Linked DNA regions of Mus musculus: regions 2 and 3 are each linked to region 1. Evidence: chromatin loops called from intact Hi-C (ENCODE). Cell type or tissue: heart. All regions are shown on one strand.

Region 1 (8,000 bases):
CCACGTGAATGCCAGCTCCACTCGGTGTAGGGTGTAGGACGAGTATGTTCTTCCCATGACCATTTAGAGGAATTATGTAGGTATGCCATCTAAAGCTTTTATAAGCTTTAGATATTATTATACATGTATCTACAATACAGATGTGGTCTTAGTTGCTTTCATCCCCATATCTTGATTGAGTTACGTAGAAAACATGGACTTAGTGAAAATCAGTAAGCTAAGTGCCACTCTCCTCAGTTGCCTGTTACCAGGTAACCCTAGCAGGGTAATGGTTTCTGAAGTGCCCTTACCTCGAGCTTCCTGAAGGTGGCAGTGGAGCGCCAACATTGGAAAAAAACAATCTGCTGTTCTTGAAAGGCAGCTAGGATAAGAAAGTTACCGACGGGCTTAAAATTCCTTTCCTTATTATTCTTGCTGAGAAGATGTGGATCGTGATAGGGTGGGCACCTGATCAAATACAAATGATATCTGATGGAATAGTAAAACGTTCTGCTGTTATTATTCTTTAAGACCTCAGATAGAAGAGCAACTCCACAGCAGTTGGAGCGAAGTGGAACTGGCAATGAGGTGACAAAGAGGACAGGCAGCAGGGAGAACAGGGTGACCTCTTAGTGTGTCAGAAGCACCGCCAGAAATTCAGGGTGGAGGTCTCTGAGAGGGGGCAGGTCAGGGTCTCCCTGCCCTCGTGCATGTTTCGAAGGGTAAAATTTTCGGAAGTAAAGATGCATGAATGCTAGAGTCTATCCTGTCCACACCTACAAATCTTCGTGTCTGCTAAGGGGTTGAGCGCATAGCACTAACGGAAAGATCTAACCCAATCACAAAAGAAGTCACTTGATATGCACTCATTGATAAGTGGATATTAGTCCAGAAACCTAGAATACCCAAGAAACAACTTCCAAAACACAAGTAAATCAAGAAGGAAGACCAACGCGTGGATACTTCATTCCTCCCTAGAATATGGAATAAAGTATCCATGGAAGGAGTTGCAGAGACAAGGTTTGGAGCTAAGACGAGAGACTGCCCCACCTGGGGTCCATCCCATAATCAGCGACCAAACGCAGACACTATTGCATACGCCAGCAAGATTTTGCTGAAAGGACCCTGATATAGCTGTCTCCTGTGAGGCTTTGCCAGTGCTTGGCAAATACAGAAGTGGATGCTCGTAGTCAGCTATTGGATGGAACACAGGGCTCTCAATGGAGGAGCTAGAGAAAGTACCCAAGAGCTGAAGGGATCTGCAACCCAATAGGTGGGACAACAATATGAACTAACCAGTACCCCCAGAGCTTGTGTCTCTAGCTGCATATGTAGCAGAAGGTGGCCTAGTTGGCCATCATTGGTCTAGCAAACTTTATATGCCCCAGTACAGGGGAACGCCAGGGCCAAGAAGTGGGAGTGTGTGGGTAGGGGAGCAGGGCGGGGGGAGGGTGTAGGGGGACTTTCGGGATAGCATTTGAGATGTAAATGAAGAAAATACCTAATAAAAAAATTAAAAAAAAAAAAGAATATAGTTAAGTCTCTAGATAAATAGAGATACTTCACACTGGCCACCAGATGGCAACATTGCACTGTAAAATGCTTGCAGTTGAATTCATCTTGTAAAACTTTTTTTCCCACTTTGAGACAAGATTTCTCTGTGTATCCCTGGCTATCCTGGAAATTACTGGGTACTTCAAGATGGTCTTGAACTCAGCAGTCCACCTCTGCCACCCAAGTGCTGGGATTAAAGGCATGCATTACCACCACCATGAGGCTTCACCTTATAAGCTCTTAAGAAGTACTAAAATCATGCTTACTCCCCTCCCACGCGTGGGGATCATGCTTAAAGGAGCCATGAGTCTGTGCTTGAACCGCCTCATTAATGAAGAACACATTTTGCCAGCAGTGGCTGATTAAGTTAACACTCCAGTTCCTTGAGGCCAACTTGAACATTTAAACTTTGAATTATTCATACTGTGAACGAAATTATCAGTGAACGAAAACAACTAATCAGAGTGTGAATGGAAGTAAAATATTCTCATTGTTAGAGTGTATCAGCTGTTATAAAGTTGCAAGACAATTTTTTTTAAGTGTTTGGTTCATAATTTAGTTTCTTCAGCTTGCAGTCTAGGAGATAGTCTACAAGCAGCAGTGAGGTAGAAACAGGGTCCTGCTTCAAAGTTAGCCTCAGTTATATAACAAAGTTGAGACCAACTTGGGTTGCAGAGACCTTATCTCAACAAAACAAAACAAACAAAACAAAGAAAAACAATATGTATACATTTTATGTTCAATCTGTCTAAGATTGCTTTCGGGTACATAATACATGTGAGGTAGATGAGTTTTGAAGGTTATTGTAAAATAATATCTGTAAACACCCAGCACAAGCCTCACACATGGGAAGGATTATAATATACAGAGGCTGTTGCTCAGTGTATTAAGAAATAATGAATTCACACAAAAATCCTCTACTGGCGCAGGCAGGAAAGGCTGAGGGATGCATGTTCAGAGCGCAGAGCCCCACTTTTAGGCGTGTGGGGAGGACTTGAGAAATGACTCTAGGTAGCTCACTGCCCAGAAAGCCCTCGGCGATGGGCTGTTAACAGTGTCCAGTAACTGAGGGGCAGCCCTTGGTCCTGGGAAGGCTCGATGCCCCAACGTAGGGGAATTCTAGGGAGGGTAGGCGGGAGTGGGTGGGTGGCTGGGTAGGGGAGCGCCCTCATAGAAGCAGGGGTAGGGGGAGATGAGATAGGGGGTTTTTAGAGGGGAAACCGGGAAGGGGGCTATCATTTGAAATGTAAATAAATAAAATATCCAATTAAAAAAACAAAACAAAACAGTGTCCAGTAACAGCTCGCATGTCTGGTGCAGTCGTGAAGGAATGCATTGGGAGAGTGTCTACTGGCGTTGACTTATTGACTCATTCTTCGATCACTTCAGAACTACAGGGCATTCTGTGTCCTTGGTGACCCTGTCAAAGCACCATTCACACGCTACAGAAACGATACAGGAAAAAGATGCTCGTTCTTACAGGGATTGTCCACCCTCTGCGTCATGAGACTCATCTGTTCACCTCCCTTACTGCCCTCCTCCATGTCCGCCCCTCCCCTCTGGTCCTCTTTCTGTCCTAAGCCTGTTTTGGTCTTCTTTCTTATCGAGTGCAACTTCCCTCCCCCCACCCCCATCTCATAATCCCTCGTCTGGATTCCTGACACACTGGAGCGAATATCTGACCTCGATGAAGTCTCTCAGTAGACACCGTTAGATTCCAGCTACCATCAATCAGCCTTCTCTTCCTTTTTTCCTCCCCGTTTCTGTGTTTTTCTTTCCTGGGATCCTGAGGTCTTATGTCTTATCCATGTTCTGTTAAATTTGGGTACAAACAACAGACAGAGGTGTCTTACCCAATTTCTTATTTCTTTTTGTGTCCTCCCCACCCTGGCCCAATTACTGTGTTGAATTCTCATTCTACAGAACTGTAAAATGCAAATGCGTTTTAAAGCGGCACTGTTGTGTTTCTAGAAGACACAGCACATCGACCCCTCCTAGTATTCACTGCCACTGTTTGGGGCCAGAGATACGACTCTGACCACAGGGAACATTTTGGTCTAAACCTTTCTTTTCCTGTCGTGCTAGGGAAGTTTTTCTTCCACTGTGGGACAGGCACACTTCTCTAGAGGTCACCGAGGTGCCAGAGGGCGGCTCAACCGCTAGAAGCTGCAGAGGGCAGTATAACACCACACATGAGCGTGTAGGAGCACACCCAGTGTGTCATCATCTGCTTTTTCTTTCTTAGTGGGTAAGTTACTGGAACATTAAAAAAAAAATGATTATTTACGGTGAAAACTTGGAGAAGCGATCGCGCCTGGGTTTTCCAGTTCCCTCCTCCGACTGTGCTACAAAGTACCAGGCTGCAGCCTCCCTAGGAGGAGGCCCTCGGCACACACGTCGCAGCTCCGGCTACCAGCTCGAGCCGAATCCCAGTGTCAGAGTAACACAGAATTTGAAATCCAACCTCCGAGATGTTCTTAACCTCCTTTCAAGTTTCTGAAGATATGTTTACCAAATGTCGGCGAGGGAACAATGGTTCTCAGAACTTACAGCAAGGAGTGACGGGACAGAGACTCATCCTGACCGAGGCGTGGATGGCGCCACTCCACACCAGATAGGAGGAAAGAGTTCAAGACAGGACCTTTGAGGAACTTGATAATTGCTGTTTTCAGCAAAATGTAACTTTAAACCAAAGGACGGCAGACTTCCTGGACAGGTCCAGACACTAAATCTTTCAGGTTTTATGAACTTCATGGTCTCTGTCGTAGCTACCCAGCTCCTGTACCCTGAAAGAGCACCCATTGGCAACACACACACACACACACACACACACACACACACACACACACACACACACAGAGTACGATCCCTTGAACCAACCTACAAATACAGGTAGCTCATTTCATAGTTTGCTGGAGTCTGCTTCAACGGAGCCTGATTTTCCATTTTGCCATAGTAGAATTGAACCTTTTCAAAGATCAGTTTCTTCTTTTGTATTTTTAACAAGTTAATCTTTTTGCCTTCTGTCCGTCTCAGACACGACTTCGTGATGCTCTGTTCCCTTTTCTTTGTTTTTAAAGAGATAAAATGTTGAGTTGGGCTGAAACAGGAAACCCTATCCTGAGGTTGCCATTGGAGATAGGTCTAGTCATCTTTTTGGCTTAGGCCTGCTTCATTTTGTCTTATTTTGTCTCATGTGGTTCATCTGGCTTGAGTTCAACCTTAGGAACAAGGCTTGAGACTTGGAGTTGTGCTCACTTTGGAACTGAACCAGCAATGGAGAGGAGCCGATGCTGGCCAGGTAACATAAAAAAGTGTGTGCTTGTTGCACAAACAAGCCGGCATAGGAGCAAAGCAAATCCATCTGTTGTCGCGCTAGGGGTAAAGTGTAGGTACCTTTTAAAACCGTGACCTGTATCTAACAAAACACAGTTAAGGATTCTCAGAAAAGTGATGTGTTAATAGTCAGGTCTTGTAGGAGGTAATTACAGATGGTGTTCACCGATAGCTACTTGCCAATGTTTAATCCTAGGCTGGTAACAGTCCAGGTTTGAACAATGATGCTGAGTGAGTAAACCTGACCATGAAGATCAAAGAAAAGAGATCCCAGGCTCTCTCTCTCTCTCTCCCTCTCTCTCCCTCTCTCTCTCTCTCTCTCTCTCTCTCTCTCTCTCTCTCTCTCTCTCTCTCTCCCTCTGCCATTGTTGTGTTCTAAGCGTTCTATGAGCCGGTGCTTGCCCAAGTGGACACCCACGGAGGCCAGAGACTGATGTCTGGATGTCTTCCCAAATTATTATTATTACTTTTTAACTTTGAAAAAGACTTCAGTTTTAGTTTATGCTCATGCGTATGTGTGTGGGTGTGCATGTGTAGATATCATAAGACGTCGCTTGGTATCTTGAAGTTGGAGTTGTAGGAGATTGTGACTCTTCATGGATGCGAGGAATTAAGCTCAAGTCCTTGGCAAGAGCAGATGGAAATCTCAGCGGTCTCCTTGCCTCCCCTACCTTAGTTTTTGAGGCAGGGTTTCTCATTCAATCTGTTCCTCAACTTCAAGTTGATTGGCTGTCCATCAAGCCCTCAGGATCCGCCCACTTCTGCCCCTCATGTTGGCATCACAGGAAGTTGCAGCCATGTCAATCGTCCAGTGTGATCCGAATGCTTGTGAGGTGGGCCCTTCACTCACTGACCCTGTGTAGCTTTGGATAAAGATGTTGTTTGAGAGAGATCAACTTGCTAGACTCTTTTCAGCCCATCAGACTCTGGACGAATGAAGCAGCTCTTCTCCAGTTTTATCCTACCCCACCAAATAAACTTCACTTGACAGATTTGGTCTCCCTTGGATTCTAAGCTTATCTATTTGCCAGACATTGTAGGGTGAATCTGAGATTGGTGAAGTGGATTGTTCTCACAAATCTCTTCAAACTTCAATCGGGAGTTGAATTTACACAGATTTACCTATGAATTACCTACATTATTTACACGCAAACTATAATAATACCCAACTATAAAATACTATAAAAATGGGCATGAGTCAGTGATTGGTGCTCAGGTCTTGACTAATGATCGTTGGAATCTCTGCTTTGTGGAAAATAAAGTCTCTCTGGAGCTGGACCTGCACTTTGTTTTCAATTTTCTTGCTAGCTTAGAAGTCTTACTGTGTGGCTTGGGCTGCAGAAAGAGAAGCAGATGGAGAAAGTTGCCTTATGGGACAGCTTCGGGGAATGTGGTTGCAGGGATAGAGGTAGGCTTTATGTAGGGGAATTTCCATGTGAACGTACTGGAAAAAGGAACTGACATGGGAAACAGACACAGGGTCCTTGGGAACTGTCCTGTCTGTGGAAAGCTTGTCTTAAATCCAGGACAGAACAGGGGAGTGTTCTTGAGAATTTGCTCAAGGTGTTGGGGTAAGGGACCTGTTTAATTATTGGTTTGAACGTGATGGAAAGAGGAAGGCACACCCTCCAGCTGACACAAAATGGGCTTTGTGTGTGTGTGTGTGTGTGCAGGTATGTGTGTGTGCGTGTGTGTGTGTGTGCTTCACAGAAGTCTTCTGAGAAACACTCCTCATTTCGGTCCATGTTTGGAAAAACTTGGGAGTCTATTTTAATACCCAGACTTTCATATGGCATACCCAGACTTCTTTCAGAGGGGGATCCTGCTGTTGGGCTGGGTGCACACTGGCCACGTCTAGTCACTGAGTGCTTAAAATGTATCAGTTACAGCTGAGAAACCAAGTTCTTTACTTTGCAGAAGTTTACATAGAAAGTTCTCCTCCCGTTATCTCATTAGCATAGAAAGTTCTAGTTAAATAGCTCCAGAAGGTGCCTGCTTGCTAATTTCCTTCTTCCTTCCTTCCTTCCTTCCTTCCTTCCTTCCTTCCTTCCTTCCTTCCTTCTTTCTTCTTTCTTTCTTTCTTTCTTTCTTTCTTTCTTTCTTTCTTTCTCTCTCTCTCTCTCTCTCTCTCTCTCTCTCTTTCTTTCTTTCTTTCTTTCTTTCTTTCTTTCTTTCTTTCTTTCTTCTCTTTGCTTCCTTTATTTCTCTCTTTCTCTCTCTCCCTTCCTTCTTTCCTTGATTCCCTCCTTCCTTCTTTTTGTCCTTTCTTCCTTCCCTTTTTCCTTCTATACCTCTCTCCCTTCCTCCCACAGTCTTTGTCTGTCTGTCTTAAGACAGGATCTCATTACATAGACTTTGCTGACTTGGACCTTGCTACACAGATTGGGCTGGCCTCCAGCTTATGGAGATCCACCAAGTTCACTTCTTGGCTGCTGAGAATGTATTCCTTTAGTTAGGATTCATTCTGTTTTTATCTATACCATTCTATACTTGGTTTCTTCTAATGTAATTAAACAGAAATACAGCAATCTTTGGAAACACTTCTTTAATGGTTTGTACTTAAAATGCCTCTTACTAGTCCTTAATGTAGGAAGAATAGGGCTAATTCCATATTCTCCATGGGGCAGAGAGAAAGACCCATGCTATTTATTCCATCTGAGAGGGAACGTGCACTAGTTTAGCAATAAAAAATTCAAAGGAAGGAACTTTTTGGATTATCAACTGGCATCAGAAACAAACATACCTGCATACCCATTGCTGGTCTCAATAATTTACCCCAAAGAGTACCTGTGCATAGCTAGCCCAGTCTTAAAAAGTATTATCCCATTAAGAATAGATGAGAGAAAAGGAGTTATATATTTTTCATCATGTAGGTATACTTCAGGGTTTTCTATTAATGTCAAATTAGCATAGGGATATATAGGAAATTTTTACTAAAGGTAAAATGGCCTAGGGAGCTAACACTGGGGGACATGTGGGCCCCAAAAAGCACCCATGCTGTAACTGGCCTTCCTGACATGGGCACACTTGAACATAAACATCTGTTTATTGCTATGAGGGTAAGAAATGTCACAATAGCTGAAACACTGATCTGTGCTATCTCTGTTTGATTCCCTAGAACATGAGTCCTA
Region 2 (8,000 bases), 820 kb after region 1:
TTACACACAAAATGACATATTATATTAAGAGCCAAAAAGGAAATTGTGTCATATGTGTTGGTGTCAATAAACATGGCATATAGGATCCTAAGCACGACAAGACATTATTCCAAAGACACAATCCGTATAGCTAGAATAGTCAAAGTTTTGGAGGAAAAGGAAAAAGTAGCCGCATAGTTTGTTGGAAAGGAAAAGAAAGGTGTGACGCTACTCCTCACTGGCTGTCAAGCATCATCTATGTAAGGTGAAAAGGAGCTTGCAGTTTGCTGTGTGTGCAGCACTGTGCACAATCAGAGAGCTTGCCGTTTGCTGTGTATGCAGTACTGTGCACACAATCAGTAAAAATTAAGCAGAGAATAGGATGTGCCAGAACCGTGAACAGGACAAGTGTCCTCACAGTATTTAAAAAGAGAGGCAAGAAGTACAATTGTGATTATTATAGACATTATCTACCCAGAGAAGCAGTGTTTTCCTATTGAAGATATTACTGGAGATTAATGATTTCCTTCAAACTCAATCCCTTACTGATGCTTCCAAAGTTTACTTGAATTTTTAAAATCTTTTAGATTAAAATCTTATTAAAATTTCAGAAATTATAGTTGGTAAATATCCAAAACTTGAACGGTAATACCTAATGATATTAAAAGAGTTCTTTGAAGTATATCCAATTTCAGAATCTATTGGTGCTGAGTATTTTTCTATCAGTTCTTAAATCTCTCTAGTCAAGTTCATTGTGGTTGCTAAATACCATAGCATCATGAAATATTTATTTTGGATTCATCCTTGAGATTACATAATTTTTAGTGGAACAAAACAAAGGATTGTATAACATTATCAAGAGGTAGGCAAGAAGATGATCTTTTCAACCAAGATGATGACTAATTTTCACATGTACAATTATACTAATGCAATGGAGGCCCTGTGTTCTCAAACTAGCCCTGAAAGCAAACGAGGACCTCACACAGGAAAGCTGTACTGTCATAGAAAATATTGCATAATTGACATTTAAATAGCAAAGCTGAGGGTAGGTAATAACTACTGGCAACTTCGTTTATTATACTATCACTCCCAGCCTTCAAACTCATAACTTAGTTGCAAAATAACTATAGGTAATATGCATCATTTAAATAACCTGCATTTTAATATTGTTATTTATTTAAATAGAAACTTTCTTACTAGTAAAACATATAGCAATCTCTATGGGCTGATAAAACTCATTCAATTTAGATTGGACCTATCATTCAGTGATGGGTCTGCAGATAAAGAAGATGCATACGTACAAACAGAAGTCTCATATTGATGTAACACTGTATATGAGAGAGTGAGGTGTGGGGTCAGTCATTCCTGGTTTTGGAGTTCTGGATGGATCACATTAAAACATGAGTGACTCTGTCCTTGGCACTGTATTTTCTGTTTCTACTTCTCTTTTTCTCTGTTTGTCCCTCATTTCCTTTCTCCTTCCATTGTTTCATAACTTCCTTCTTATATGAATAAATGGACAGTGAACCTATTAGGTAAGCCTGAGTGAGAAAGATCTAGTCTGTCAGAAGCTGGGCAACTGAGAATAGGAGTTAGCACCAATGGCAGAAGCTGGTGGAAGGAACTGGGAATGCATAGTGACATTCTGTCAGAATCAGGAGCCACAGCAAGCAGAAATAATGGAGCTGTGCCTGGAAGTGGCATGAAGCCCCCATGAATAATACCAGCATCCATAATGATTACTACCATGGAAGTGAGGTTTTGACATGGAAAGGGAATGGGGAAAATACATACTGTGGTGCTTTGTGGCAATTTGAATAATTAGTATGAACTCTTGATATGTAGAACTTGGCAAGGAAGTACGTGCTGGTAGAGTAGTGCATGCATGTATGTGTGCACACAAGTTTCCTAGGTCAGTTTCATATGGGAACCTAGGCCTTATTTCTCTAGTATGAGCAAATACACTTAGACCTGGTCTTGGTTTCAAAAATCATATTAACATCCATTGGAAGGAACCAAGTTTCTTGGAGAAAAATAACTAGTTTTAAGGCTGGGTTAGCAGAAGTACAAGAAGGAATGTTGTGTTTGGCAAGAAAGTGTGGAATATTCAAAAGCAGGTGGGAACATGTCATATGGGCATGGAGGCCAAGCTTTAAAGAGCTCTACTGGCCAGATGTGGGCAAACTGATGGAATCTCAATTATGCTCTATTGAGTAAAACAGAGACTTGAAAGCATATACAGAAATAAAGATAAATGAATAAAAGAGAAAACATGCACTAACGTATTTAGAGTAATAAGTTATCCATATGGAAAAGGATGAATGAAAACATCATTATTCGACAATAAACTCTGCATTTCTTTTGCCACAATTTGTTCAAGGTTTATCTATTTTTTTTAATTAAAAAAGTAATTTATGTTCATGTGTGATTTGCCTGCACATATATGTGTATGATTGCTACTTGTGGAGACCAGAATTGGGCATTTTAACTACTGCAGTTTACCAATTATGAACTGTAATGAGAGCACTGGCCATCAAACTTGGGACTTCTAGAAGAACAGCCGATACTCTTAATTGCTAAGCCCTTCTTCCACTCCAGTTTTTCTCTATTTTAACATTGGTTAAAATTTCATTTTTTTCAGAAATTAATTTTATTCTACTATAAACATCATATTGCACTCTGGATCTTAAGATTGCTTTCTCTGTGTTGCCACTGCAAATGATGGTATTACCAACATGGATATGTGGATATCCCTTATAGTTACAGGTTTTAGTAGTTCTGGGTACAACTTATAGAGAATGACTGGACCATAGGATAATGCCATGGGGTGCTGACATCTTCATAATGACTGAGGCATCGTCATAATGATTCACACAGTGATTGAACCATTTCCATGAACACTCTGCAAAGATTCTACTTTTCTACATTCTCATTCACACTGTTTCCCTTTTTAGATAGAAAAATTTGTTTTTGTGACATTTTCCATCCCTACTGTAGGAATACTTAAGAGAATAGCCTTAGTTGCTTTCTTCTTGCAATGATAACATATCCTGACAAAGCCAAACCTCAGTGAGTAGGTTTATTCAGACTTAACAGCTCCAGAGAAATACAGTCTACTATCGTAATATAAATTTAAAAATCCTGGTGCAGGGTTTCTTCCAACCTTTCACAATTTGTGTTCCCTGACAAAAGACACACATACAACTTTTATATTTTTAAATATGCCTTAAGCAGCACAATAGCTGGAACACCTGTTTATCTTCCAAGGTGTTAAAATCCACTTTCCTATGATAACTCTAAGTTACTACTTACAAATTTCTGTGATCCATATGTTCTGGGCTGCTCCTAACTACAATTGGCCATGTTTTTATGGCTCAGCTACCTCATGACAGTTTTTCTTCTCCCTTCTGCATGCTCTTCCTCTTCCATGGAGGCTCCTTTTGCCTTTCTGTGTGGTCCTAATCCCAAGAAATCTAACCCTTGCTTATGTCTCTTATCCCTAGCTATTGGCTGCTAGCATTTTTATTTACCAATCAGAATTGACTGGGGGCAGGGTCCCTCAGTGTCTTACGTGTGGACCCATCTTTGGAGCAAACAGTTTTCGAGGACCCAAATTAGCATTAGAATCCAAGCAGCATTAAGTCAACCCACTACATTCCCCCCTTTTAGTCCAGTAAAAGGCTTTTTCCTCTCAGATATAAATTGACCATAATTATAGCAATTATGCAAATTATATGGTATGATGTACACTTGTGATGTCCAGCCCATCATATTTGGAAATTTAGATAAAGTATTCTATCATATAGCCTAACATAAAGAGTTTAGAATTCTGTACCTTAATCATGTTTGGTTTTAACTGTATTACCATCTGAAAAACATCCTTTTAAATCTAGAACATCTTCAGTGTTAAGCAACATAAGTTTAACTGTGAGACAGTAAACAGTCTTCAACCCCATCAGAGATATAAGAAGGAATTAAATATTACCTGAGTATGCAGGAAGCACAAAGGCAAAATGTAGGGTTATTGGGGTCCCATGTCTGCTCCACCAAAGGGCTTAGCCAATTGGGGAGTCAGAACATGGAAACTGACTGTACTTAACCCCATGCTGTTACTAGGTGAGTGTTGGACTGTAGGAAAGCCACTCCCATGGTAGGGCAACACAGTCTCAGGTACAGGACAGCTGTAGCTGGTTCGGGAGTCCCCAGGCCTGCGATTAGGCTGGGACTGTCTGGTTTTCAGGCTCTTGGACACCCAGACCTGAGAACAGAGTGGAGGCCCACGGGTTGCATCTAGCCCAGAACCAGGGGGAAAAAAAGGAGAGCACTGGCTGGTCCTGTGAGGAGCTTTGGCTCGGTGGCAGTGGGTTTGAACTTGATTTGGTAGTGCCTGTGGCTGGGAGTGCAAAGAGTCCTTCTAAGGGAGAGTGAACAGCAGCTTTATAGGTGAAGGCCTTCTCTGTGGCTCCCCATGGTGGATCCCTTTGAAAAGAGGCAGTCCATGCTTTTAAGGCATTTCTTGTCATGGTGGAAAGTGGATGAGTAAAATCATACCCCACTTCTCAGGGCAGGCCTGAGATTAAATACCTTTTGCAGGTGGGGAGGGGGAGAGTGTCTGGGAAGGAAAGCTTATTGGCTAAGACCTCTAGGTCACTATGTACCTCATTTAAATGGAGATCTGTCTTGAGCCTTCATGACTACAGGTCATGTCCTCCACATGTGGAGGGGCTTCGGGCATTGCTCCTTCAGGACTGATGGCCACAAATCTATGGAAGGCTGTATCTAGTGATAGAGGTGTGGTGCCCAGGAACAGATGAAATGCCTACTATCCCTTAAGGGTCTCCCGGGTTTCTAGCCTTAACTCAACCAAAAACCAAGCTACATTTCATGGTCCCACAGCACAGCTTCCAAAACTTATACAATTGGCAGAGACAGTTGACTGGAAAGTCTCCAATGTTCCTTATAATATTGGAACACGTGCCTTTAGCCTTCTGGCTCAGAACATCTCACAGAACTGAAGTGAAGCAGGAATTATGAAGGACTAGCTTACCCTGTTTTTGCAAAGCTTAGCAATTGACTATTCTGCATGCTTGTCCTTTGGGGACAGTATTCTGTCTGCAGATGAAATTAGGGCATTTCTTGCCCAGTAGCTAGCTTGCCACAATTGAAGCAACTCCAGCTAGAAGTTTTGATGCTCATCTCCTTCCTTGAAATGGAATGTGGGTAATTTTAGGAGCAGATATGTCTCATAGTCAAAAGATCCATTATTAATGAAATAACATTAAATGCCATATTCTGTGGCTCTCTGACTCTTCTGATGACTCTATCTATCTATCTATCTATCTATCTATCTATCTATCTATCTATCTTTGTGTGTGTGTGTATATATATATGTGTGTGTATATATATGTGTGTGTGTATATATATATATATATATATATATATATATATAAAATAACTGAATTGTTAAACATTTATTATTTTTAGCTATTGACTGTTTGAATGACCTTGAAAACACTTTATTGTAGTGAAATAAATTAAAATTACAATAGTCTATCATAACAGAAAAGACATAGTGGCGAACAGAGAAGTCATAGTGGTGGGAGCCGCAGGTTACATGGTGACTTTTCAACCACACTCATGCAGCAGAGAGTAAGCAAGATGTGGGGCTGGTCAGTAAAGCCTCAGTAGCTGCCTTCAGGAACCTTCTTACTTCAGTGCACATCCACTTCCCTCTTCTCAGATACCTCTAGGTCCAAGAATTCATAATCTGTTATAAACAAACAAACATACCATTCCTAACTTAGTGACATCAGAACTGAGACTTGAAATTTAACTTAAAGATGAAGAAGGGAAGAAAGAAGAACAGATGACACAGTTGTCGTGAATGGAGGGGACAGGGTACCAGAAAGAATGTTTCCTCAGAGGTCTTCAGTGACAACATTCTGCAAGGGCTTAGAGAGCACATAAATATACTCTATCTTTTAATCACAAAACCAATAATCTGTTAAACAGTGTTAAAAACAAGGGTAGCATACATATCAATATGAAGGTGGCAATATGGAGATGATATATGTGATGCATTGAGCATGACAAGAAGAAAAAGTAGAACAAATATATAAGAAAGAGAAGTGGACAATTAATTCTCAATCAAAAGATGCACACACACACACTCACACACACACACACACACACACACACACACACACACACACAAGAATCCAGGGAAGGACCAAGGTTGTGAAAAGAGCATTTTAGAAAGAAAAAATAGATAGTCTATTAGTGTTGTGTGCAGCTAGTATGTCATGTGAGAGAACAGCTGAAAATTGGCCACTGGATTTAGACATACATAAAAGTCATTGGTACCTTAAGGAAAACCATGGGAACTGACATAATATGGTGGTCTTAGAAGCCCTTTAAAGTTGGCCATGGAACCATTTAAGGGATAAGGATTTGTATGTGGTAGGAAAAAGGATATATGTAGAGCAGACAGTACTGAAAAGAATGTATGCTCAAGAGGGGGGATTTAGTTTAGTTTTGTTATAAATATTAGAAATTGGCATATTTTTAAACATTGATGAAAATAGACCTCAGTAAGACAGAACTTAGGAGTTTACAAGAGAGAGAGAGAGAGAGAGAGAGAGAGAGAGAGAGAGAGAGAGAGAGAGAGAGAGAGAGAGAGAGAAAGTGAAGGAACTTGAGACCTGGAAAAGGTTTTATCAATGGAGGCATAGAGGTAAAGCAGACAGAATGGGTGCAGGTATGTGAAGGACATTTAGGGAAACCTCACTAATGTTTCTGCTTTAGTTCACATGGCATAAAATAACCCAGGACTATTTCCTAAGTTGTAAGTTAAAAAAAAAAAAAAGGATAAAGGTAACATAGTACTTATGTTCATTTATTTCCTAAAATCCATCAAATTGTTTCTGAGTTTTAATTCTGTTATGGCAGAAAACAATTTTTTTTAACAATCATTCCATTTATTTATCTATCAACTGATATCCCACTTCCTGGATACCCCCTCCACCAACCTCCCATTTCATGATATTCCAGTTTCTGGTTACCGCTCTACCAACCCCTCATCCCACATTTGACCTTCTCCCTCCCCTTTGCCTATATGAGAGTGCTCCCCCACCAACCCATACTCTTCTGCCCCACTGTTCCAGCATCACCCTACTCTGGGGGATCAAACCTCACCTGGACCAATGGCAACCGCTCTCATTGCTGTCAGGCAAGGCCATCCTCTGCTACAAGTATATATGGAGCCATGGATCCCACCAGGTACACTTATTGATTGGTAGTCTAGTCTCTGGGAGAACTGGGTGGTCATGCCAGCCTATGCTGTTCTTCCAATTGGTTTGCAACCCCCATCCACTCTTCCAGTCCTCTGCCAGCTCCCTCACCAGGTTACCTGAGCTCAGCCTGATGGTTGGCTACAAGCAACCAGATCTGCCTTGGTCAGTTGCTGGCAGGACCTTCCAAGGAACCATTTCCAGTAAATTGGCACGACCCCTGGTCCACAGATGGGGCCACCCATCTCAAATTTTTTGTTTGTTTGTTTGTTTGTTTGTTTGTTTTTGAGACAGGGTTTCTCTGTGCAGCCCTGGCTGTCCTGGAACTCACTCTGTAGACCAGGCTGGCCTCTCACTCTGAAATCTGCCTGCCTCTACCTCCCGAGTGCTAGGATTAAAGGCATGTGCCACCATGCCTGCTCCATCTCAAATTTTTTAAGCAGGAAATGTTCCCATCCAAAAGAAGAACAGGGACAAAAAAAAAAAAAAAAAAAAAAGGAATAGAGACTGGAAGAAGGACCAACCATGGAATGCCCACCTGGGGATCCATCATGTTTGCAGACACCAAATCCAAAACTGTTGCGGTGGTTAAGAGAAAACATTGTTTTACATGTTGTTTCCTTTTCTGAGAATGATTGGATATCAATTTTACTAAAAAAGAATGAGTATGAATATGAAGTTTTTCTATGTAGACAATAGTGAAGAGACAGTTTTGTTATACTCTTCTCTGAT
Region 3 (8,000 bases), 200 kb after region 1:
AGTTAAGCCATGGATTAACAGTAACCGAAGAGGAACACTTTTCTTATTAATTGCCTTTAAGTTTTAGACACTTTTGTGGTTGCAAGTAGATAGAAATTGGAGTTGGCAGAAGACCTTTCAAGTACTGCAAATCAACAATGTTTTACCACTCTATTCTTTCCTCCGTTTATTTCTCAGTGTTAGTAATTACATTTGAATTGAATTTATATGTAATAAAGAAAGTAATTTATTTTTAGTGTTCAGTAGCTTGGGAAACAACGTCAGTAGATCTGACTTTTCTCTGAAACAGATATCTATATGTAACTGTCCCTATTCACCTTTGTCATAAGCAACAGATTTTTCCTTAGATATTTAGGGGATTGAGAAGAGAGATGAATGAAAGCGAGTGCAAGGAAAGGAGGAGAGAAACACTGGAGTTAGGAGAACAAATTATGCATCTCAAGGTTTCAAGGAACCGATGATGCAGGGATGCCCAGGCACTAATGGAGTGTTCCTTAGAGCCAGCACCGGGAGTCTGCCATAGAGCAGGAGTTAAGCTTTTAACAGCAAGGTGAACTCACTTTCTTTTTGAAGAGTTTCCAAAAATCATAGTATTGACAAAAATGATGGGAAGAGTGAAGTCCAGAGCTCTAGAATTTTCCTGGTAGAGTGTGAAAGTGTTTTATTCTGGTAAATTAAGCTACCGTAGTCTGCTTCTAAATTCATCATACTCACTGAGCTTTGAGGTTCCTGGAGATTAAACTTTGTGAGGGAAAATATGAAAGACAAATTTAATTCTTGGAGATAAGTTTTCATTATTTCCTACCGGTGGGCAAAGCATTAGCACTTTAGCAGAATTTCTCTTTGTGTAGAAATTTAAGTATTCCATTTGGTGCATGTACTAATTCCACATTTATTGAGTCAAATGAGAAGAGAGTTTAGAAATAAGAGTTCAGAGTATGGGATCACACAAAGTGAGAATCTGCAGAATTCATTGCAAATTCATAGCAAATTCTCAGGGGAGAGAGAAAAAGGGAGAAAAAAGTAGTTATTGATTGTCAAAGTCGAGCTGCATTCCAATGAAGCCAGCATTTAGTAATTGAAAGTAAAGCTTACTTGTGATGCCTCTAATGTTTATGGCTGGGCTGGGTTCTTATTCAGGCTGTAATAATTGGTATTTGTTTGGTTTATTCCTATATGACTGCTGATGCTGTGTGAAGGTTAAACTTAGCACATCCAGAATGACCTCAACTGGGATGAGATGACAGTGATCTCTCACCCATTCAGACTGAGGGAGGAGAAAGTGAGGGAAGAGCAGAGAGAGGAAGAGAGGAGAGGAGGAAGAAAAGAGGGAGGAAACTAGGGAGAGAGGGGAAGAGAGAGATGCTAGATCAGGTAAGATCCATACACATTGACCAAATTTCAAGAGAAACAGAACAAAGCTTTTGATCAAAAAAAGCCAAGTATAAATAAATTGCTTTTTAATAGCCATGACATAATATCTTGTAAAGGAACTCAAGAGAAAGAGTGGATGTGGTTCACAGTTATAGTCTGTCGTGATGGGGAAAGCATGGATGGCGTTGAAAGAGGCGTTATAGCCGTGACAGCAGAAATGCAAGGCAGCTGGCTACGCTGCATTTTCAGTCATGAATCAGAGACGAATGCAGGTTCTCAGTGTGCTTTCTTCGTTTCTCCCTCCTTTTAATCAGTGCCATATGACAGGCTACGCTCGTGTCTTCCCAGCTCTGGATGAAGATCAACAGGTCTTCAAGGCTGCTGAAGGAGGGAGAATTGGTTTTCTCCAGGGATAAGTCCCCCGATACAGCGTCCAATACTGAGTGGTGAGCTCTACACACATGTAATAAAAGCAACACTAAACAGGCTCTGGATGGATCATAGGGCTCCCAATGGAGGAGCTAGAGAAAGTAGCCAAGGAGCTAAAGGGATCTGCAACCCTATAGGTGGAACAACATTATGAACTAACCAGTACCCCGGAGCTCTTGACTCTAGCTGCATATATATCAAAAGATGGCCTAATCGGCCATCACTGGAAAGAGAGGCCCATTGGACTTGCAAACTTTATATGCCCCAGTACAGGGGAACACCAGGGCCAAAAAGGGGGAGTGGGTGGGCAGGGGAGTGGGGGTGGGTGGATATGGGGGACTTTTGGTATAGCATTCGAAATGTAAATGAGCTAAATACCTAATAAAAATGGAAAAAAAAACAGGCTCTGGGTGCTGTATACAGATAATAATAATAACTGTGAAAGGGGAGGTGATGGATTCCAAAGGGAATGGTGGTAGTGGTGGTGGGTGGGGGTAATGGGAAGAGTGTGATGGGAGAAGGGGAAGCAGAAATGGTATAGATACAGTACCCATGTGTGAAGTTATAAACAAATAAGAATAAAAATGTTTCTGTGAAAGGTACGTTTTCCAAACACAGTAGGAAAATGTTGGAATTATTTTATACCTTTCAAATCTTAGCAGTGTCTAACTTAATGAAAAATAAGTTCTCTTGTCTATTTTTTGTGGATTTATTACAATATGTTGTTTGGTTCAAACATGAAAGGTAATTCTGGTTTTATGAAGTTGCTTAAATGGAAAAATGTGGAAATCATAGAGACATTCTGAAAAGGTCCTAGAGACTCCTAGGATCTTTGTTTGCAGAATAAATATTTAGTGAAAGAACTTAGAATGGAAAATATACTATATATTTATATCTATATATTTCCATCTCTATCTATCTATCTATATATTTCCATCTATCTATCTATCTATCTATCTATCTATCTATCTATCTATCTATCTATCTATCTATCTATCTATCTATGATTGAAATGGGCTAGTCACTGAATTTTTTTTTAAAAAAATTCCTTTACTTTATTAATTTGTTGTTGTACACAAAGCCACTAAGATTTTTTGGGTCAGTGTCCTGGATCACCTTGCCACCATGTCCAAAATGAAACAAATGACAGACTTCAGTGATGGGAAAAATTTCCAAAGGATCTGGTCAAATGTTTCAGCAGAATTTATAAATCCATATGCAGTGCCATTTACCTAGCTTTAGTCAAATGACATTTCCTCCACATTTAAAAACAAAAAACCAAAATCCCAAGACTTTTGTATACGTGGCTCTCCCTCAAAACTGGCTCTTACTCCCTGGTGACCTCAAAACTGGCTCTTACTCCCTGGTGACCTGGGCAAGAATTTCTCAGAAATCAGAAGCTGGGTGGGGAGTGGCACTTCCTAAGGCTTGGAATAGAAAAGAAGCCTTGACTTCTAACAGATTCATTTAAAAAGGAATGAATTGAAGTTGTTCTTGCCAAAAGGTGCACAAAGTTCATTAGAATTTCTTAATTAAGAAACACAAGTGGTGAAGGGGGTGAATGTTAGGCCTGGTTTTAAAGCTTTGAGTCACACACACGACTCTAGTGAGAATTTGAGATGCAGTAAAGCCCTCCCTGATGCTTACATGATGTAGAGGTAAGTGATTTTTAAAATGCCAGCATGTGATAATTTAATTATGAGTATATAGAATGTTTTTGAAAAGAAGAACGTTGACAAGGGAAGACAATCACACGGTGCCTTCTCCAAGTTCTGCTACCATTACCAACTGGTCTTTTTTTGCATTTATCTTTTAACATTGCTAATAAAAAGGCAGTTTACAAGAATTCACAATTTTTTTTAACTTGGATACATGCTATTTTTCATTGTAGTGAACTATAGAAACAGATTTTATTTTTAATTTAACAAAGATACAGTATCATTTTTGAGAAGGAGCTTATCCTGTGCATATAAACAATGACTTTAAAGATTGTTACAAGTGACTTGTATGGGACAAAGGGGAACAGATGTCCAGGATCCTTAGATCCTCCAAGGAAACTATGTCCCCATTTCCTTCCTACTCCCATTCTGAGGGATGTGAAGTGGTCTGTGCTGTTCCCCTGGGAGAATAATTCTGTCATTTCCATTAGGAAGATGATTTATTGAGGATACTTCCTTTATTTTCAGAATTGGATCCAAAAAAAAAAAAAAAAAAAAGAAAAAGCATGGCAACGTGATTGCGTGCTTCCTTTGCAAAACCCTTCTGTGTTAATGTAGCAATTTATCTTTAAACGGAGTCACAGACACTTCCCGATCCCTGCTGTAACCTTATCTGGTACCACACAGCAGTAACTACTGAGCACTGGTGGTCTGCCGGGGTTTGAGAAAGAGGCGCAGGGAATACAGCTCCCCAGTTTCTTAGTAGACATTATTTAGCCTGTAATAGATCCACCCTAGGGCCATCTCTGAGTAGCCGGATGCTGAGGTTTGATACTGCAGATCCAGTCTTTAAAAGTGAATTTGACTGCAGCTGGAAAATAATTTTTTTAAGAAGGCATATGGCAAAGCGTTTTGTTTCCACGTACCAGAAATTTTGCAAACCTCCTTTAGTCCTCATTGAACTTCAGGGAGCTTTTAACAGTTCAGTGTGTCTTTTAAACACCACGTGCCTGCATCCCGACAGGGGGCAGTTTCCTCAAACCTACAGCAGGCCATCGCACGGCCCTTTATTCAGAGGTTATTCACACCTTGTCCTTAAGAAAAGTAGATTTGTAGTCAGCATCCTGATTACGGAGCGGCTTGGGTTGTGCTAAAACATGGACACTTCCTTCAAAAAGCAAAAGTGTGGTGTTGGAGGAAGGAGCACCACTGAGCGGAAAGGGGTTCGGGTTCTGGTCTTGGACTCGTCCCAAAGCGGCCACGTGATGTTAAGCTACTACTAGCTCAGAGGTGAATTTCCAGTAAGGCATTATAGACAGCACGCTCTAAAGATTTTAGACATAGTAAACATTCCATAGACCGCCTCTGTTACCCGGATGAAAACGTTGTATGACAGATCCGAAGTTAAAGTAGCTATGGTTTGGTGTTGGCACACCATGAGGAGTTTAACTGATGCATGTACGCTGCAGGTTCTCACCACTCCATGAGAGATGGGATGAACACCGTTTCATTTTAGGAAATTTCAGCCACTGCATGGCCTTTAGCACTGAAAACGACTGAATTCTCAACCCACGTTGGCTTCTTTTCAGCTATCTGACTTCAAGTAAGTTACTTCAGTCCTCTGGTCCTCAATTTTCTCATTTGCGAAATTAAGAAGATCAACGTTTCCTCTAACGTGGACTCATGATTGAGTTTGGGGAAAGAGTAAAGTTAAAACAGCGGTCTGGGTTTGCCCTGCCTCCTCTCTGTCGCTTTCCACCGAATTAGTCACATGGATTGGTTGAGGACCTCCAATCTGGCAAAGTGTTGTCTGTGGTAGGGAACTGTAGTACAGTTAGTGCCCGGTCAGCCTGTCACTGACCAGTAGGAATAAATATCAGCTGTACCCACGCCAGATTCTGGAGGGGTATAGAGAGTTTGGGCATCAAGTCTGTGGGTGTTCATTTGTAGATTCAGAACTATGGCAATGTTTTCATAATGACTTGGCTCTAGGTACCTGTATAAGCTCATTACTGAGCCTTCTCAAGTGGTCTCTCAAAGTACCATAGGGAAATAATAGCTGGGACAATCCTTGGAACATTATCGCGTCTGGTTCATAGAGTTTTGGAGGATCAAGTCCAGTGTGTTGTGCATGTTAGGCAAGCAGCACTCTACCAATTAGTCCGCACCCTACATCAAGAAATGCTGGCTGGCTTGCTTGCCTCCTTTCTTTCTTTCTTTCTTTCTTTCTTTCTTTCTTTCTTTCTTTCTTTCTTTCTTTCTTTCTTTCTTTCTTTCTTTCTTTCTTTCTTTCTCTCTCTCTCTCTCTCTCTCTCTCTCTCTCTTTCTTTCTTCTCTCTCTCTCTCTCTCTCTCTTTCTTTCTCTCTCTCCCTAATGCTGCCCTCCTCCTAGTCCTCCCCTCACAGAGTCCTTCCCCCACACTGCCTTTGCCTCTGAGAGGGTGCAGCCCTTCTGGGTATCACCCTACTGGTGCATCAAGCCTCTGCAACAGTAGGTTCATCCTTTCCCACTGAGGCAGGACAAGGAACCCTCTGTTACATATGTACTTGGGGCCCCAGTCCAGCCTGTGAATGCTCTTTGATTGGTGGCTCAGTCTCTGAGAGCCCCCAGGGCTCAGGTTAGTTGACACTGTTGTCTTCCTGTGGGGTTTTCATTCCTTTCAGGGCCTACAACCCTTCCCCCAGCTCATCCCAACTCTTCCATAAGGGCCCAGGACCTATATTCAATGTTTGGCTGTACGTCTCTGCATCTGTTTCAGTAAGCTGCTGGGTAAAGCCTCTCAGAGTATAGCCATGCTAGGCTCCTGTCTGTAAGTATAATAGAGTATCATTAATAGTGTCGTGGATTGGTGCTTGCTGCTCAAGGGATGGGCAGAAGTGACTTTCAAAAAATGAAGGAAAGAAACAGGAAGTAAAAGAAGGAGGAGGAGGAGAAGAAGAGAAGAAGGAGAAGGAGGAGGAAGAGAAGGAAGAAGAAGAAGAAGAAGAAGAAGAAGAAGAAGAAGAAGAAGAAGAAGAAGAAGAAGAAGAAGAAGAAGAAGAAGAAGAAGAAGAAGGGGCTTTCCTTCCATCCCTTCTTTTCTTCCTCTATTCCTTCTTTTCTTCAGACAGTCCTCAATAAGTGATGCTTAAAACATAGCTTCTTCAACATATCTTGGGAAGGGGATTTTATTATGGAACATACAGTAAAGCAAAATACATCTTGAAAAATATTGAGCTGCATGGTCTGAAGTTCTCACCAACTCTAAAATTCTAGAAGTAGTTAAATACTCTCAATTTTCTTGTTTGCAATATTTTCCAACTTCGTTCTAGTAAAAATCAGACTCACTGGTTTCTTTCAAGTGTCAAAACTTGGAAATTGTCATTAAAGGTTTCATTTTAAAGTAAAGGATATTAAATTGACAATGAATTTAAAAAGAAACCATAATTCAATGTGTTTTGTAGGAGTTCAAAGATTCTTTTAAATAATATGTGTATAACTTTATTTTTATTGTGTTCTGGTTGGGTTCAAGCATTTTTCCTTCTTCTTCTCTTTAAAGCAACAAGGAAAAGAGACAAAGTTGAAGCTCTCCAATTTCATCTGGACTCTGTAAAGTCGAAATATTTTTTTTCTGATTTGAATAAGATACAAATAACTGTTATTATCTTATAAGTTCAAATTTTGAGTCTGAACTTCCTGTTTATTTTATGGTTTCCAGTCCATTGGGTATGTTTGATTTCTTTCTACTTGCTTGCTTTCTGTTGAAATGATTTATAGCCCCGACAATTATATTAGTGGAAAAACATGGAAAAGTGGAGAAATGAAAACTGCTATTTTTATAATAGGATGGGTTTTTTTTTAATACTTTAAAAAACTTCAGATTTCATGATTTTCCATTTCTGGTGAGATGCTTGAACCACGATGGGTCTCAGCTTTGCAGGCAAGCCTCAACTTCATTGCCATATTTACTTAAAAATTGCCTTTCAAATATTTAAAATTAAATGCCAGTTTAAGAAATGCCTGGGCCAAGAAGTGGGAGTTGGTGGGTAGGGGAGTGGGGGCGGTATGGGGGACTTTTGGGATAGCATTGGAAATGTAAATGAAGAAAATACCTAATTAAAATAAAAAAATTAAAAAAAGAAATTATACCTAAAATTAATTGTGTGTGTGTGTGTATGTGTGCATGTGCATGTGCGTGTGTGCTCGCTAGTATGTGTGTGTGTATGTGTGTGTCTCTGTGTGTGTGACAGAAATAACATTTGTAGGCCAGAGAGGTGACTTAGTGGGTGAAATTGCCCATTGCTAAGACCAATTAACCTGAGTTCCATCCCAGGGACCCACGTGGTAGAAGAAGAGAACTGGTTCTCACAAGTTGTCCTCTGATCCCACATGACATAGACCTGCCTGCACATATACACATACCATATTGAATGAATAGTCAAAATTATTAAAAATTAACAAAGGAGATATCACTTGTACCAGACTCAAATGTATTAGTCATGTTAGTGGATTTTTAGAGTGAATGTTTACTTTATGGTAGAAATTTCTTGATCATAATG

What was found. Hi-C counts contacts between places; a loop is a spot of excess contacts. Peaks named below come from ENCODE experiments on the same cell type or tissue, not always from the same donor. Only the 100,000 strongest peaks of a DNase experiment are listed, where the experiment ranks them.
Region 2: a loop joins it to region 1, with 6 times the contacts of the local background. A loop is called at or near these places in 19 of 42 quality-filtered maps.
Region 3: it touches region 1 in a loop (2.7-fold over the local background); 4 of 42 quality-filtered maps call a loop at or near these places.

What each region holds. Positions count from the first base shown.
Region 1 is chr16:87,242,408-87,250,407 of GRCm38, reverse strand. Gm41484 (a long non-coding RNA gene) reads left to right here and starts at 3,715. Exons shown (of 3, transcript XR_876207.2): 1 at 3,715-4,834; 2 at 7,988-8,000. In heart, CTCF peaks have their summits at 292 (motif pointing right), 1,559 (motif pointing right) and 3,684 (motif pointing right); a DNase peak (open chromatin) is centred at 3,807; H3K4me3 peaks cover 528 bases; H3K27ac peaks cover 2,173 bases.
Region 2 is chr16:86,421,142-86,429,141 of GRCm38, reverse strand. No RefSeq gene overlaps it. Among named protein-coding and RNA genes, the nearest start is that of Gm32357, 190 kb to the right of the region's middle. In heart, no CTCF peak of the experiment used is centred here; no DNase peak of the experiment used is centred here.
Region 3 is chr16:87,046,116-87,054,115 of GRCm38, reverse strand. It overlaps Gm38477 (a long non-coding RNA gene), which reads left to right and starts at 4,833. Exons shown (of 5, transcript XR_876202.2): 1 at 4,833-5,064. In heart, a CTCF peak has its summit at 4,458; no DNase peak of the experiment used is centred here.